Linked DNA regions of Homo sapiens: region 1 is linked to region 2. Evidence: chromatin loops called from intact Hi-C (ENCODE). Cell type or tissue: CD4-positive, alpha-beta T cell. All regions are shown on one strand. Each heading gives the region's core, and the rest is flanking DNA. Links, peaks and the distances in the headings are about the cores only.

What was found. Hi-C counts contacts between places; a loop is a spot of excess contacts. Peaks named below come from ENCODE experiments on the same cell type or tissue, not always from the same donor. Only the 100,000 strongest peaks of a DNase experiment are listed, where the experiment ranks them.
Region 1: a loop joins it to region 2, with 2.4 times the contacts of the local background. A loop is called at or near these places in 11 of 110 quality-filtered maps.

The regions. Positions count from the first base shown.
Region 1 is chr6:85,665,873-85,672,409 of GRCh38, reverse strand. No RefSeq gene overlaps it. Among named protein-coding and RNA genes, the nearest start is that of SNORD50A, 8.2 kb to the left of the region's middle. RefSeq lists a silencer at 213-413 and an enhancer at 2,679-3,200. In CD4-positive, alpha-beta T cell, for the core only: no CTCF peak of the experiment used is centred there; a DNase peak (open chromatin) is centred at 2,479; H3K27ac peaks cover 1,384 bases.
Region 2 is chr6:85,534,033-85,540,569 of GRCh38, reverse strand. SNX14 (sorting nexin 14) reads left to right here. Exons shown (of 29, transcript NM_153816.6): 16 at 1,706-1,732; 17 at 3,646-3,778. Among named protein-coding and RNA genes, the nearest start is that of SNX14, 57 kb to the left of the region's middle. In CD4-positive, alpha-beta T cell, for the core only: CTCF peaks have their summits at 3,176 and 3,375 (motif pointing right); no DNase peak of the experiment used is centred there.

The DNA of each region.
Region 1 (6,537 bases), core at 514-5,513, 130 kb before region 2:
CACCCAGGCTGGAATGCAGTGGCCTAATCATAGCTCACTGCCACCTTGAACTCTTGGGCTCAAGGGATCCTCCCACTCAGCCTCCCAAATAACCAGGAGATCCTCTAGCATGTGCCACCAAGCTCAGCTGATTTGTATTACTTTTTATAGGGATGGGGTGTCACTATGTTTCCCAGGCTGCTCTTAAACTCCTGACCTCAAGTGATCCTTCCACCTTGGCCTCCAAAAGTGCTGAGATTACAAATGTGAGTCTCCTCACCAAGATGCTTTTTTTTTTTTTTTTAAGCAGTGAAATGAGAGCTCACTGTGTAGCCCAAGCTGGTCTTGAACTCCAGACCTCAAGTGGTCTTCCTGCCTCAGCCTCCTGAGTAGCTGGGATTATTGATGTGAGTGGCCACACCTATACCAAATAATTTTAATCAACCACTTTTTTTTTTTTTTTTAAGACAGAGTCGTGCTCTGTCGCCAGGCTGGAGTGCAGTGGTGCCATCTCAGCTCACTGCAACCTCTGCCTCCCGGGTTCAAGTGATTCTCCTGCCTCAGCCTCCTGAGTAGCTGGGACTACAGGCGCATGCCACTACGCCCAACTAATTTTTGTATTTTTAGTAGAGACAGGGTTTCACCATGTTGGCCAGGATGGTCTTGATCTCTTGACCTCGTGATCTGCCCACCTCAGGCTCCCAAAGTGTTGGGATTACAGGCGTGAGCCACCGCACCCGGCCCTAACCTGTACTTTTGTATAAAAGTAGTTGATTAAGGCCGGGCACGGTGGTTCACACCTGTAATCCCAGCACTTTGGGAGGCCAAGGTGGGCAGATCACTTGAGGTCAGGAGTTCGAGACCAACTTGGCCAACATGGTGAAACCCCGTCTCTACTAAAAACACAAAAATTAGTCGGGTGTGGTGGCACGCACCTGTAATCCCAGCTACTTGGGAGGCTGAAGCAGGAGAATTGCTTGAACCCAGGAGGCAGATGTTGCAGTGAGCCAAGATTGTGCCACTGGACTCCAGCCTGGGTGACAGAGCAAGACTCCGTCTCAAAAAACAAAATAAATAACAAAAGTACAGTTTGGGAATTGTTGCTAATAGTTGATTAGTTTAATTGCTTCAATGAGAACATAAAGCATTAAACACAGTAAACTACTCTGGAGCAATAGTAAGGTGTACTCCTTGAGATACATCGTAATTCTGACTTGAATTTCATTGCTGATGGAGATTCTGAGTTTATGTTACATTTCTTTTTCGAAAGTGAATGTACACTGACTAGCCCTTAAAAAAAAGAAAAAAAGCAGCCGGGCGTGGTGGCACACGCCTGTAATCCCAGCACTTTGGGAGGCCAAGGCGGGCATTATCACTTGAGGTCAGGAGTTCAAGACCAGCTTGGCCAACATGGTGAAACCCCATCTCTACTAAAAATACAAAAATTAGTCTGGCTTGATGGTACACACCTGTAATCCCAGCTACTCCGGAGGCTGAGGCAGGAGAATCGCTTGAGCCCAGGAGTTGAAGACCAGCCTAGGCACAGCAAGACCCCATCTCAAGAGAAAGAAAGAGAGAGAGAGAGAAAGGGAGGAAGGGAGAGAAAAAGAGAAAGGAAGGAAGAGAGGGAAGGAGGGAAGGAGGGAGGGAGGGACACAAACATTGTTCTGAGTTTGGCCTCATGCCCAGAAACGTCAGGATAGTTTTGAAATTCATGGACTTGTCCCCACATATTGATGTAGCTCACTTTCTTGAAGGATATTGCTTGCTTTCAATTCAATCTGTTCCTCAGGAGATTGAACCATACTGATAGACTAAGTGTGTGATGATTCAGAAATATACCAAGGTTTGCATTCATTTGTTCATTGAGCAAATATCCTGAATGCCTACCATGTATAGGTACTATCCTAGGCACTAAAGATACAGTAGTGAACCAAACAAAAACCTCTGCCCTTGTGGAGCTTACATTGTAGGAAGAGGAGAAGGACATTATATAATAAATAAATTATAAGCTATGTTAAAAAATGAGAAATGACACAGAAAAAATAGAATATGAGACATTGGGAGTGGGTTTGGGGAGATAATTAGTGTTGCAGTTTCAAATGGGGATTCTCTCATCTGAGAGGCAATTGAAGTAAATGGGGTTGACAGAATAGGCTTCAATGAAAAGTTGAGATTAATTAAGCAGAGATTTAGATATGTGCATAGCTCAATCTCTCACCTAACAGAGGGTGAGAGATTGATCTGTGCATATATCTGGGAAAAGGGCATTTCCATAGCAGTGGCCCATAGGAAGGAGCATGCATAGTGAGAAAGGAAGCAAGGCCTGCAGCTTATGTAGGGCTTAATGGGTCATTGAAAGGATTTCATTCTTAGTCAAATGGGAACCACTGTGAAAGAAAACACAGAAACTCCAAGTATGATTCATACACATCAAAATCTATGAACCCTACCCCTAGGGCCCAGATTGTGGCCTCTAAATACCACTTACCACTAAAAGGAAACAGATCTGAGACAGGAAATGTACAAGATGAGCTTGTTGTACGTTGCTATAACAGGTAGCAAGACTGCTGGAGTTGTGTTAGAAGAACTCAGGAGGCCAAGCACGGTGGCTCACGCCTGTAATCCCAGCAAGGATTACAAAACAGGCAGATCACTTCAGGTCAGGAGTTTGAGACCAGCCTGGCCAACGTGGTGAAACCCCATCTCTACTAAAAATACAAAAATTAGCTGGGCATGGCGACGGGTGCCTGTAATCCCAGCTACTCAGGAGGCTGAGACAGGAGAATTGCTTGAACCCGGGAAGCGGAGGTTGCAGTGAGCTGAGATCTCGCCACTGCACTCCAGCCTGGGTGACAGAGGGAGATCCATCTCAAAAAAAAAAGGAACTCAGGAGTAAACTTGGAGAGTCTCTCACTTTCCAAAGATAGAAAATTTGACTATTATTGAGGTGTAATAGAGAAAAAATAGAGAAAAAGACATGTCTTCAAATCTATGAATTCAGAATGATACTTTAAAAAACTGAATTTAATATAAGTGTTAAAGGATGCTAATCATCAGTTTCAGAACTGCAAATAAAGGGACTTTCCAATACCAACTGTACTGACATAACCAAATAAAAGGTGATAAAAAGTTTGTCTTTATTGATATATTCCAGTTAACAATGAAAAAAGATTGGCATAATTAGAAGATCATCATTTTGCAACATTCTAATGAATTAATGTATAGGCAATAAATATCAATGACTGCTAACATCCAAAAAAGAGGTGATAAGATATTATATGTCCCTGAAGAAAGAATTTGCCTCTGCCTATTTCAGACTCTTGTCTGAAAACAACAAAAATGAATATGAATTTGATAAAGCCTCTGGATATAATTACTAATTTATAGATTACAAAGACATATGTTAAACTACATTACAAAGATACAATCAGCAAAATCCAGACTATGGAAAACTCTACAAATGATTTCTATAACAAATAAATTGCAAGGAAAGAAACCAACCAAACGAGATGAATGGGTAACCTACAAATCAAGAAACTGAAAAGATATATCAACATTCTCAATGTTTGCATCCCAGTTGGATTCTCATTCAATATTGTTTTAAAAAATGAATTTATGAGATATATGTTTAAACACAGGCTATTTCATGTATTAAAAAATAATTGGGACTTTGTTAGATGTGATAATGGCATTGTGGCTCTTTTTGTTGTTCAAGAGGCTGTATCTTTTAGACAAATATACTGAGTTATTTATGGATGAAATGATTTGATGTCTGAGATTTGTTGCAAAATAATACAGAAAACAAAGGAAGTGGTTGAAGGGTAGAGATGAAACAAGATTAGCCTGAAGTTGATAATTGTTAATGTTGGATGATGGGCTCTTTGGAGTTTATTATACTCTTTCTCTATTTTTGTACATGTTTGAAATTTATAGAATAAAATTTTTTTAATCTGTGAATTTTTTAAGTTGATTTAATTTCTAACAAAAGATATTGTGTTTCTTCATAATTTGGTTTTATTGTGTTGTGGCTAGTGCTGTAACAGAACAGGGCCGTTTCCTGCTGCCAGAAACGTAGCCCACCTGTCCATATAGATATATAATGTCTTCATGATTCCACAGTGCTCTCATATGTTCTCTTTGTGATTAAATTCAGGGTATTCCAGTCAGAGCATATGCTTTAGAGATACTTTACATGCATTAAATGAAATAATGCAGGCCAGATGAGGTGGCTCATGCCTATAATTCCAGCACTCTGGGAGGCCGAGGTGGGCAGATCACCAAATGTCAGGAGTTCAAGTCCAGCCTGGCCAACATGGTGAAACCCCATCTCTACTAAAAATCTAAAAATACAAAAAATAGCCAGGCGTGGTGGCAGGTGCCAGTAATCCCAGCTACTCGGGAGGCTGAGGCAGGAGAAACACTTGAACCCAGGAGGTGGAGGTTGCAGTGAGCCTAGATCGCGCCATTGCACTTCAATCTGGGTGACAGATGGAGACTACATATATAAAAAAAAAAAAAAGGAAGAACAAGAAAAGAAATGATGCATATAAAATGTTTAATATAGCGCTTGTCATTATGCATTAGCTATAACTGTTAATAAAATTGGGTGTTTCTATGCATATCAGTAAACACAACATTGTGAGCCACTACGTTCGAATAAGTTAAGTCTATCAGATACCTTCAGTTAAAAAAATATGTGACCTGCAAAGTCAGGAGTTTGAGACCAGCCTGACCAACATGGTGAAACCCCATCTCTACTAAAAATACAAAAATTAGCCAGGCTTTGTGGCAGGCTTCTATAATCCCAGCTACTCAGGAGGCTGAGGAAGGAGAATCGCTCGAACCCAGGAGGCGGAGGTTGCAGTGAGTGAAGATTGCACCACTGCACTCCAGCCTGGGCCACAGAGTGAAGACTCCATCTCAAAAAAAACAAAATACAAACAAACAAAAACAACAAAAAAACCAGCACGGCAGGGAGTGGTGGCTCACACTTATAATTCCAGCACTTTGGGAGGCCAAGACACACAGATGACTTGAGCCCAGGAGCCTCCCAAGTAGCTGCAACTAGCAGGTGCATGCCACCACACACAACTGGCTTTTTTTTTTTTTTCCTTTTTTTGTGGAGACAGGGTCTCTCTCTATTACCCAGATTGGTCTCAAATTCCTGGACTCAAGTGATCCTCTCACCTCAGCCTCCCAAAGTGCTGGAGTGCTCCCACTGCACTTGACAAGGTGAAGAACTTACAGCTGGAGAGTTTAATGCCAGCAAAGGATGGTTTGAGATATATGTGTATATATATGTGTCTATATATATACGTACAAGCCTGTACAGTATGTTATTGTACTGAATACTATGACAAGTGTAAAACAATAGTAACTATATATGTATCTAAACATAAAAAAGATACAGTAAAAATAGTGCATTGTAATCTTATGGAACCGCTATCATGTATGAAGTCCATCTTTGGCCAGAAAAGGTAATTATACTGTGCATGATTGTAATTTAAGTAATTTTCATCTCTAGATTACTTATAATACCTAATACAATGTGGCCAGGCACGGTGGCTCACGCCTGTAATCCCACTACTTTGGGAGGCCAAGGCAGACAAATTGCTTGAGTCCGGAAGTTCGAGACTAGCTTGGGCGACATGGTGAAACCCCATCTCTACAAATATAAAAATAAGGCCGGTGCAGTGGCTCATGCCTGTAATCCCAGCACTTTGGGAGGCCAACGATGTCAGGAGTGTGAGACCAGCCTCGCTGACGTGGTAAAACCCTGTCTCTACTAAAAATACAACGAATAGCTGGGCATGGTGGCGGGCACCTGTAATCCCAGCTACTCGGGAGGCTGAGGCAGGAGAATTGTTTGAACCCAGGAGTCAGAGGTTGCAGTGAGCTGAGACTGCACCATTGCACTATAGCCTGGGTGACAGGGCGAGACTCTGTCTCAAATAAAATAAAAATAAAAAATTAGCCAGGCATGGTGGCATGCACCTGTAATCCCAGCTACTCAGGAGGCTGATGTGGGAGAATCGCTTGAGCCCTGGAGGCAGAGGTTGCAGTGATCCAAGATCACACCACTCCACTGCAGCTGCTGGGTGATAGAGCAAGACCTGGTCTCTGGTCTCAAAAAAAAAAAAAAAAAAAAAAAAAAAAAAAAAAAACTAATACATACAATGTAAATGCTATGTTGTAAATAGTTGCTGTATTTTTATTTGTCATTTCTTATTGTTGTACTGTTATTTTTAATTGTTCTTTTCCTAATATTTTTGTTTTGCAGTTAGTTGAATCCATGGACATGAAACCCACAGATATAGAGGGTTGGCCCGGTGCAGTGGCTCACGCCTGTAATCCCAGCACTTTGGGAGGCCAAGGCGGGTGGATCACCTGAGGTCAGAAGCTTGAGACCAGCCTGGCCAACATGGTAAAACCCCATCTCTACTAATAATACAAAACAATTTGCTGGGCATGGTGGTGCACGCTTGTAATCCAAGCTACTCCAGAGGCTGAGGCAGAAGAATCGCTTGAATCCGAGAGGCAAAGGTTGCAGTGAGC
Region 2 (6,537 bases), core at 668-5,667:
TGTAACTTTTTCCTAAAAATTTATGTTACAGCCGTGAAACTTAGACGTTATTTAACAAAAATCATATTCATGCTATTTAAAATAGCGTTCTTTGCCCAGGCCACATGCCTTTTCTTGCATTTGAATTCTTTTCCAAGGAGTTTCCTCAAATGTACTGGCATACTTGAGAAGCAGGTAGAATTTATCCCTGTTTATAGACATAAGATGTTTGGAGTTTCATACCAGGACGTGGAGCTAATGACATGCCCTTTTCTAGGACCATTTAAGGGGAAGTGGTTCTGTGACCTTAAAAGCCTGCTTTGGTAGATGGCCGGGCGTGATGGCTCACGCCTGTAATCCCAACAATTTGGGAGGCCGAGGCAGGCAGATCACCTCAGGTCAGGAGTTCAACACCAGCCTGGCCAACATGGTGAAACCCTGTCTCTGCTAAAAATACAAAAATTAGTCAAGTGCGATGGAACACACCTGTGATCCCAGCTACTTGGGAGACTGAGGCAGGAGAATCACTTAAACCCAGGAGGCAGAGGTTACAGTGAGCTGAGACTGCACCACTGCACTCCAGCCTGGGCAACTAAGACTCCGCCTCAATTAAAATAAAATAAAATAAAATAAAATAAAATAAAATAAAATAAAAAGCTTGCTTCGTGGTTAAATCTAAGTCAAGGTCATAACTTCAGAGATGAAAAGCCTTCTTGGCTACTTTTAGAACACTTGATTATTTTCAGCATATTAAGGTACTAATTTTGTTGGCTTTAAAATATAAAAAAGACAGGTTATATGGGTTCTTTTCATTCTGGATACTGATTATGACTTTTTAAAGTATGTTTTTCTTTATGGTGATCTGATTTTAATAGTTAACTATCAGTCTTGTCAGGACTCTGCTTCTGTGATACTTAATGATTTATTTACCTATATATAATAAGTTAAAAGAGTTTCTTAACATTCTTTCATTGGAAATTTAGAATAGCTTTGTTAATTTGCTATTACATGACTTAAATTACATAAAATATGTATTCATATATTTTATGTCTACATTTTATATTTTCAAAGTAAAATTCTAATGCATATTATTTATCATGTTCTCTGTTTCATTGTATACTTAAAGTACAACTTTTGTTTTTTAATATTTAGAGATCTTTTGTTAACTGTGCTTCTTAGCTTAAAACATATTTTTTTACTCAACCTAAAAACGTGAAGCATAAATGATTCTGTCTAACATGAACACAAGTTTAATGTTGGAAAATATGGGTTTGTTTTTTGTGCCATGCCAGGTTTTTGGTGGCTCAGTCTCTGCATACTTTCCACTGCATGAAAGAAATGGTATGCCTAAGGACAAAGAAAAGACAGAATTATTTCTGGATATTTAATTTCTAAGAACCTTTTTTAATTATGTAGAAAAAAGTCAGTTATTTCCTGATATATTTAATTTTTTTCCATGTCACCCAAGAGAAAACATATTTAATTTTTAAGAACCGTTTTTAGTAATGTAGACTTCATCCAAACACAAAAGACAGCTATGTGCGTTTATCTTACCTTTATCACCTTATTCATGAAGATTTCTTCCCTTTGCAAAAATGAATGTTATACACCTGTGTAACTTCTGAAGCTTTTAAATTTTGTTTTGTGTTCTAAAATGAAGTTTATATAATATCTGGGCTTTCTTTCTTTCCTCTCCTTATATTATTTCACATACCTGTTATTGCAGAGGTAGCCTAAGTTTGGATGATTTTCGGTAAGTCTTGAGCATGTGATTCTTTTCAGTATTAAATGTTTTTAGAAAGTACATTGTGAACAACCTAATACAAATAAAAAGGAAAAAAATGGAACACTGTGGTATTAACTGCCATTATATCCTAGTTATTTAGGATAATCTTTTAAAATGAATACCTACTTTTATTCTACATACCTCCTTTTTGAAATAGCATGATATGCCATCATAAAATAAAAATGTCCTGATACTTTAAAGATATTTTCATTGTTTAATTTGTCAGTATCTTGTATTTTAAGGCTGTTGACTCATTTTTGTTCTTGTTGATTTTGCTAAATTAATTTTAGAACTATGTTTAAAGAACTTTTTTTAAAATAAGTATGATGTTTCTGTATTTCTGGGCATAATAATCATAAGTGAGAGTTTTTAGATTTCAACAACCCCCATTGTTTTATAGTATCCATGTTGTAGAGACTGGAATAAACTATCTAGAGTCTAGAGATTTTAAAAATATTTTGTTAACATTTTTATGTCTTGGGAAATGTTTTTTAAATCAAGGACAATTGTGTCTACAATTCTGGATTAAAAAAAACCCTAATTGTATGTTTGTTTAGATAAAATAATCTAGTTTAAGTACCCCTTTTACTGCTTACTACTTATTATTAGTGTTTTTCCAGAAGTTTGATTTACTTCTTGGATGTGTGTAAAATACACATTACTACATATTGGTGTATTTGAAACTTGATTAATTTTCTTTCTGTAATTGTATTATTTCAGTAGATAACTTAATTTTTCTCATAGGAGTAATAGCTATACACTTAAGCATTCAAAACAAACTTTCTCAGGTTTTAAAGTAGTTATTTTTATTTGGATATCGGTTGTAAGAGCAGTATTACATAGTGAACGTGACTTTATTTTATTTTATATATATTTTCTTGATGGAGCCTCACTCTGTTGCCCAGGCTGGAGTGCAGTGGTGCAATCTTGCGGGTCCAAGTGATTCTTCTGTGTCAGCCTTCCTAGTAGCTGGGATTACAGGTGCCTGCCACCTCGCCCGGCTAATTTTTGTATTTTTAGTACAGACGCAGTTTCGCCATGTTGGCCAGGCTGGTCTCGAACTCTTGACCTCAGGTCATCTGCCTGCCTTGGCCTTCCAAAGTGCTGGGATTACAAGTGTGAGCCACTGTGCCTGGCCTTGAGCATGACTTTTAAATTGGATAAAAGTTACGGTTTTAATTGCTGAAACATTGGGTAGCAGGCTAACGGACATTTTTGCTACTTTTGGCTTATTTGTCTTGTTGCTTTTCAGCTATTTCTGCTTTCAGAAATTCAGCTTAAAAAAATGGCAAAACCAACATTTAATATTTATGGCAGAGCAGACTGCTTCCTTGGGCTACATTTGCTTTTATCCCTGTGCTCATTGCTAACCTTTCCCTTTGGCACTATTCTTTTTCTTAAAGTTCCATCTGAAAATGAAGTACTGAGAAAGTAATAGTTTAATGTTTTTTTTTTCTGTCGCATAATTTTAGTCCAGTTACTCTAAAGGGATGTTTTTGGTTTTGAACAGATCTTAAGCATTTTTTAATCTATTTTGAAATATTGCAATAAGAACTATATTCCACTAGGGGGCTCTCATCTTTTAAAAATTCTAATCCTGTTAATATTTTGAAGTTAATACTAGGTAAATTTTGAGTGTTTATAAATAAATATTGTCCCATTTATTCATCCACCAAATTTAAACTTTAAATACTGTGTCATTTTTGACTTCTGAGATGTTGATACTTAATCCGTGTATGAAAACTCCAAAAGTTATGTTAGCTATACCTTTAGTTTATCATTTTCAAAACTGTTTTTCTTTTTTTTAATAATGGTTTTCAATAAACTAGACTGTTGTGATAATTTGCTATGTACTTGATACATTTTTGTTTAATATTCAGGAACACACAGAAAAGGGGAGAATCATTTGGAATCAGCAGAATAGGTAGCAAAATTAAAGGAGTATTCAAAAGTACCACAATGGAGGGAGCTATGTTGCCTAATTATGGTGTAGCTGAAGGTGAAGATGATTTTGTAAGTAAAATGTATCAATTTGATTTATTTATAACTTCAGACTTACTATGACATAAAAATTAGATATACTCATTATTTTCCTTTTTTTGGAGAATCTGTGTATTCTGTTTAATACTTTACCTTTATCTTCTTACTTCAGACTTCCTTTGTATTTCTCATTCTTTCATTAGTTGTGATAGTTTCATGACGTGAATCTAATTTTTAAAATTCCTGAGAACTGTGTTATTGCTTATTAAGGCAGAATAGTTCCTGTTAAGCTGAGATACTTCTAATAGTCAAGCAGTTTACCGTCTTTTGGTTAAGCTTCAAATTCTGATGTTACCTTTTTCCCACCATGTACTCCAGGTATACAGAGTTGCTAATAGATGCTCTAACTCCTTGCTTACTTAAACTACAGTCTGTTGACAAGCAGCATTGGCATTACCTGGAAGCTTGTATAAATACAGAATCTCAGGCACTATCCTAGACTTACTGAATCAATTTGCATTTTAACAAGATTTCCAGTTGACTTATATAAACATTTTACTTACCATCCTATTTTATTTCTCTGTATTTTTGTCCTGCTTGAAATGCCCTTCATTTGTGTATTGACCTAGAAAATTCATAGGCATCCTTCAAAATGCAACTGTTCCCCATAAACCTTTACCCAAATCCCCAAGTTGAACTGAACATTTCCTCCTTTTGTGTCCCTATTATATCGTATGTTAAAGCTTATACCATAATGTATTTCAAGTTACGTGTTATGATTGTCTTTCCTATCACATAGTCCCATAAAGGCAAGTATTGTCTCATTTGTACTTTTTATTTTTATTGAATAGAGATCTTGGATTCTCATTTTGCCTTTTAATGACCCTGGGCACTGGGGATGAAAAGATGATTAAGACGTAGACCTCGGCTTTAAGAAATTCACTAACGTGGGTATAAAAGGGGTGTTTAGTACTGATTGGATTGATGATGACCAAGAAGGAGGAAAGGTGGGGTGACAGGAGTAAACCCTTTTCTTTACCCCTTCCTTTTGACCTTTGTCCCATTGCCTTCATGTAAGGGTCACTGATTCTTCATAATAATTTAAATGGAATAAAATCTTATTTAAACCTTTTTTTATTAATTCAAATAAAGCCGTTTTTTTATGCCTTTATTTTTTCCCTGTAAGTGTGGGTAGTAATTTTTTTTTTTTTTTTTTTTTTGAGACGGAGTCTTGCTCTGTCACCCAGGCTGGAGTGCAATGGCACGATCTCAGCTCACTGCAACCTCCGCCTCCCGGGCTCCTGCCTCAGCCTCCTGAGTAGCTGGGGTTGCAGGCGCCCGCCACCATGCCCAGCTAATTTTTGTGGTTTTTTTTGGTAAGGATGGGGTTTCACCATGTTGGCCAGGCTGGTCTTGAACTCCTGACCTCGTGATCCACCCACCTGTAGTCCCAAAGTGTTGAGACTACAGGCGTGAACCACTGCACCCAGCCTTGGTGTGGGTAGTTTTATGCTGGGTGTGGTGGCTCATATTTGTAATCTCAGTACTTTGGGAAACTGAGGCAGGAGGATTGCTTGAGCCAAGGAGTTCAAGACCAGCCTGGGCAACATGGTGAGACCCTGTCTTTACAAAAATTAAAAAATTAGCTGGGTGTGATGGTGCCCAACTGTAGTCGTAGCTACTTGGGAGGATTAGTTGAGCTCAGGAGGTCAAGGCTGCAGTGAGCCATGTTTGTGTCACTGTACTACAGCCTGGGTAACAGAATAAAAGCCTGTCTCAAAAAAAAAAAAAAAAAAGTATGGATAGAAGAAAGTAGATCAGAGAAAGTCTTTTTCAAAATAATGTTTATGTTTTCTAATTTTAAGCATATTCTCAGTTTTTTAATAATATAGAACAGTGGAAAAAATTTAAATGCCACGTACGTGCATATCTACCACCCAGAAACCGCTTCTATTAATAGTTTGGTGATTTTCTTTAAAAAAAAAAAAAAAAACTTTCCCTTTTCACCCCTGTAGACTACATTTTATATATAGTTTGCTATCTTTTCTCTATTCGATATTATAACAAAAGTATTTAACCGTGTTATTATGAACTTTTAAAACATAATTTTTTGTGGAAGAAGATGTATTTTTTATTTTTTGCCTTCCCAATTGCTTGATACACAAGTTGTACTTTAGCTTTAGGAATAGGAGGCTATCTTTAAAAAGCTGAGAGAGTTTGCTTTGTTTTATAGTGACCCAAGGAAGAAGGAAATTCTTGATTGGGATTAAAGATAGTAGTAACAGAAAGTTGGAGAAGCAGGCAAACTAATGTTTAATACTATCAAGGGAAAACTCAGGGACAGTAAGGTGCTAACGCAGACTAAGATGATGCCATTTAGAATTTAGAAGACACTGTGCTAGTTCTAAGCCGTGGGACCTTGGGGAATCCTCTTTGTCTTGTTTAGGAAGTTGAGGGAAAAGAGAAGTTTCCAGTTTCACTGCCGAGTGATCCTAAATTGGTTTGTGATCCTAAGATGGACATTTAGGATGTCTTATTGGAGACTTAGGAGACATTATCTTGAACTCCTGACCTCAGGTGATCCACCCACCTTGGCCTCCCAAAGTGCTGGGATTACAGGTGAAAGCCAATGCGCCCAGCCTGACATTATCTTTCAGAACCCTTGTTGTGATCATTTGGCAGCAGTGCCTACTTGCTCTGTGTTTCCCAGGCTAGTCTCAAACTCCTGGGCCCAAGCAATCCTCCCACCTCAGCTTCTGAAAGTGTTGGGATTATAGGCGCTGTCCCCGGCC